Regions from separate parts of the Homo sapiens genome. Here region 1 is linked to region 2. A link is a loop called in an ENCODE intact Hi-C map of the cell type or tissue named here. Cell type or tissue: IMR-90. All regions are shown on one strand.

What was found. Hi-C counts contacts between places; a loop is a spot of excess contacts. Peaks named below come from ENCODE experiments on the same cell type or tissue, not always from the same donor. Only the 100,000 strongest peaks of a DNase experiment are listed, where the experiment ranks them.
Region 1: a loop joins it to region 2, with 4 times the contacts of the local background. A loop is called at or near these places in 2 of 110 quality-filtered maps.

Annotation. Positions count from the first base shown.
Region 1 is chr21:35,574,020-35,576,519 of GRCh38, forward strand. All of the region lies in intron 1 of LOC100506403 (a long non-coding RNA gene), which reads right to left. Among named protein-coding and RNA genes, the nearest start is that of MIR802, 150 kb to the right of the region's middle. In IMR-90, no CTCF peak of the experiment used is centred here; DNase peaks (open chromatin) are centred at 172 and 1,422; H3K27ac peaks cover 319 bases.
Region 2 is chr21:35,513,959-35,516,458 of GRCh38, forward strand. All of the region lies in intron 1 of LOC100506403 (a long non-coding RNA gene), which reads right to left. Among named protein-coding and RNA genes, the nearest start is that of MIR802, 210 kb to the right of the region's middle. In IMR-90, no CTCF peak of the experiment used is centred here; no DNase peak of the experiment used is centred here.

The sequences.
Region 1 (2,500 bases), 60 kb after region 2:
TCTGCAAATTACTGGGGACTTTCATTCTCCTGGACACTTCTGGCCAAAAGCCCCAGGTTCCAGTGAGCTAGGAATCTATGGAACATCTCTTCTTCCAGTGCACACTATCTCCTTCCAACCCATGTTAAGCCAAGTATGCAATCCTCCTCCATTCCCAGACTTCCACGAAAACCGAGCAACTAAATAAACAAATCCTTTCATGAGGCTTGCTCAATTCTGCAGAGCATTTGGAGGTTATACTGCAGCAATGCAAGCAACCTGAAATTGTGTATCAGACACACTTGTGCTCTCTTCTTTCAACGCTTTATTGAAATATAATTTATGTATCATAAAATTCACCTGTCTAAAGTAGACAACTGAGTGGTTGTTAGTATATTTACAACGTTGAAACACTCCTGTTCTTAACTTCCTCTATAATTTCTGACTGATTATAGGCTCCAGTTTTCTTCCTCTCTTTCTCTGTATCTCTGTAACCCTCAAATTCAATTTCTTTTTTTTTTTAATTTCCATAGGTTTTTGGGGAACAGGTGGTGATTGGTTACCTGAGTAAGTTCTTTAGTGGTGATTTGTGAGATTTGGTGCACCCATCACCGAGTATATATATGCCTTTGCACCCTCAAAGGCATGTATATACACACACGTGTGTATACACACATATACACGTATGTGTATATATATAATGACAATAAGGCAAACAATTGACACTATTTGAGAAGCAAGGTTAACAAAGACACGCACATGCACACACACACATATATGCCTTTGAGAGTGCAAAGGCATAAGAATGACACAATGAATGGACTTGGGGGAAAGGGTGAGAGGGGAGTGAGGGATAACAGACTACACATTGACTATATACATATATCTATATGACTACTACTCAAATTCAATTTCTTTCTTTTGCAACCCTTTGGCTTTCTTGTCTGCAGCCAAACCCACGCCCTTTGAATCCCATCTCAACTCCGAACATCTTGCCCGGGTAACTTTCTAAATAAAGACAGGGCTCTTCCTGAAAGACATTCAGATGTCAGACATTAAAATTAAAAAAACAAACAAGACAAAAACAAAAATAAGAATAAGGACTTCCTCGCACTGGCCTCTCCCCTATGGAAGCCTCTCCATGACTTCAACCAAATCACTTCTGGCTTCTGCGTTGGCAGTCCAATGCCCTGCAGGGAGTCCCTGATTGCTGCTGCCCTTGCTCATCCTTGATGCAGGTGGTCATTTCACCCCTCCCTCCCTTTGTGAGTGTCTTTACATAGTGCTCCTGACCAGAATGCAGCAATATAGCTGCTTCTCACTGCCTGCCACTGCTCAGTGCATCCCTTCTACCTAGTTATGCCCTTCAGATCAAGTTTCCATAAGACCACAACAGAAAGCCTGGTTCAGACTCCACAGTGACATCATTCCGGCCTCTATTCCAACATGCAGGGAAGATGCCATCCATCATTCAAGCATGAGTAACCAATTCCATAGAGGAGGCAAGTTCAGTGTTTCTGTTTGGTTAAAGCCACGGCCATCTCAACAGCCATGGCCCAAACATTTTTAAACAAAGTAGGGAAGGAGGAAAAGAAATCAGAGGAGAAATAGTAATGGGATTCAGGATGCTGCACAATGGGCTTTGGACAGGCCAGGTCAGATGTGGGGTGGAGGTAAGAGGAGAGCCTCAAACCTCTTCAACAGCCACAGAAGCTAAAGAAAGCACAGGAAGACCTATCCTTCAGCCCCCTCCCTAGGGATTTCCACTGGTGGTGAGTAAACAGCTCAATTACAAGATGTAATTATGAGTTCACTGTTCAGGAGACACCTAGAATTCTTTCCAGAAAGGCAACTCCGCCAAGATTTTACCCCCATGTTATTACCACCATCATACTAAGCTATCCACATTTGCATTTGACCCACAGGCTCCCTGTATTCTGTGTGTGTTCAATTCCTGCATGTTCTGCAGAGGCCATCTAAAACTAGGTTTTATTCACTTCCCACCTTGCAGCATTTGGTTTAAGGAACTTCAGCTTTCTTGTAGTTTCATCACAAATCTTCGTGGTTTAGATCCTAGGAAAATCTCCCTTCAGCACTAAGATCAAATAGGTAGAAGCTGTCGACATGCAGTAAAGCGGCATTGAGAGGAAGCCAAGGTGGTGTGAAGGAGTTCCTGGTAAGTCCACAGTGTATGTACATCATAGCCTTACTTCTCAGAAAATGACAATAAGGCAAATAATTGACACTATTTGAGAAGCAAAGTTAACCAAGACACGGGAGTTGGAAAGGCGCCTGCACGGATACTGCTGGCCCCCCACAATAATTCCATATTTGACGGGCACACGGCAGTCCAGAAAACAAGCACATTTTCTTCTTTGCAGCTGGGTGGCTGATTTGCAAATGGGCCTTTATATCTCCAAATAATGAAATAAACATGTGTTTGGATTTTAAGGTGATGCCATACTGTTATAAAACATTCTAAGTGCTTGACTCTCAATTTCTGAGCTTATCTTGGAGCAGA
Region 2 (2,500 bases):
TTTTGTATCTATCTACCTTCCCTATTGACCCATCTATCTATCTATCTCTTACCTATCTACTTACCATCTTCCACTGATATCTAATTCTTTAATGTCTATGAGCCAATATTCTATATTTATCTTTCCATTCATCTATATCTATTTCATTATTTCATCTCTATATTTCCACAATAATCTAAAAAGGTGTCTAGAACTTTTTATTATCATTCAGATTTCTACAGTGTTGATTCTGTACTTTATCTAAAGTGGGTTTTAATCCAACGTTTGCAACTTCTAGTTTCCTTGCAAATCCGCTGCATTTTCCCCACCTCTCACTTCATATTGGCCTGCATCTTAACCAGATATTCCTTTCCATTTTAGTCTGTTACGTTCTCACTTCACTTTTAAATTTTATGTTATGAAATTCATATTGTCATATCTTATATTGAGAACACAAAACAGATGCTTTGTAAAGTTTTCCTGCTGGTGATAAAATGTTTTACTTTAATATGCTTTATTTCTGTGCTATGTGTTGAACTATGCCCCCCTCCCACCCAATTCATGTGTTGAAATCCTACTGTCCTAATGTAACTCACAATGTGACCTTTTTTGGAGACAGAGCTGCAGATACAGTTAGTTAAGATGAGATCACATTGGAATCAGAGGGATCCCTAATCCAGTATGACCAGTGTCCTTATAAAAAGGGGAAATTGGAACACAGACACACAAACACGGAGAATGTCAGTTGAAGATGGCTGCCACAAGCCAAGGAACTTCCAGAAATGGCCCTTCTCTAGATCCTTCCAAGGGCACATGGCCCTGCTGACACCTCAATCTCAGACTTCTAACACCTCCTGAAGCCCTGGATGTTTCTGGACTACATCCAACTACAAGGCAATAAATATGTCTGTTATTTAAGCCACTCAGTTTGTGGTACTTTGTTAAGGCAGTCCTAGCAATATACCCTGTGTCATCTTTTATGTTTTGAAATTTATGTACCTGGTGTTTTACTTGGTTGGTGCTCATTATTGACCGTCATGGTTCTGTCCCAGGTAGCAGTGATTGTGTCAGTAAACTAGGCTAGATTTTGTTATTGCTGTTGTTGTTTTACTGTCTACTAGGTATAAGGAATGTCCCCTCTCTGATCTAAAGACAAGGATGAACTGATGTCCATGTCTCCTGCTCCACACTCACATCCAGCATCCAGCAGTCACTTGATCTGTTATGGCTATGCTTCATTGAGAACATTCTTCGCCTCTACCCTGGGGCCTGATGACCTGAAAATGCCGATATTCTTAAATATTTTGGTTCAATGTGTTGTTATTCCCTTTCTAATGCAATACATGAACATTACAACCTTCAGAATAGGTGGCTTCCAAGATGTTTTCCTTCCCAGACCATTTGTTTTCCCAACTTCACCCCTCCCTATACAACTCACACCACTTTTCATTTCTGCGCCAGGCTGGATGCATTCCCAGGACCTGCAGTCTCATTAAAATTTGGAGATGTTTGGAAGGGTATGTCTCTCTGGGTGTGACATAACTAACTGTTCAGAATATCTCAAAATGCAACAGTCAGTTAGGATGCATTGGTACCTCCTTTGTCCCATGAAGGCCCTGAGACCCTGCAGGAGGTAGAGCCGTGATAGCAGGTGCAGTCTCTCACCTCCATTTCTTTATAGGCATGTGAATATTCCTCCTTAGGTCTGGCAACCATTCATACATAGTCCTACTTTTTAGTCTTGTTGACATCCTCTTTGCACAACTTTTTGGATTTTAATAAGTACTTTAATGTCGCAGGAGGAAAGTACAGAAGGCCTGCCATCAACTCAGAGAAGAAAAATGCTGTTTGTCAGAGATATAGACCAATGGAACAGAACAGAGCCCTCAGAAATAATGCCACATATCTACAACTATCTGATCTTTGACAAACCTGACAAAAACAAGAAATGGGGGAGATTCCTTATTTAATAAATGGTGCTGGGAAAACTGGCTAGCCATATGTAGAAAGCTGAAACTGGATCCCTTCCTTACATCTTATACTAAAATTAATTCAAGATGGATTAAAGATTTAAATGTTAGACCTAAAACCATAAAAACCCTAGAAGAAAACCTAGGCAATACCATTCAGGACATAGGCATGGGCAAGGACTTCATGTCTAAAACACCAAAAGCAAGGGCAACAAAAGCCAAAATTGACAAATGGGATCTAATTAAACTAAAGAGCTTCTGCACAGCAAAAGAAACCACCATCAGAGTGAACAGGCAACCTACAGAATGGGAGAAAATTTTTGCAATCTACTCATCTGACAAAGGGCTAATATCCAGAATCTACAAAGAACTCAAACAAATTTACAAGAAAAAAACAACCCCATCAAAAAGTGGGTAAAGGATATGAACAGACACTTCTCAAAAGAAGACATTTATGCAGCCAAAAGACACATGAAAAAATGTTCATCACTGGCCATCAGAGAAATGCAAATCAAAACCACAATGAGATACCATCTCACACCAGTTAGAAT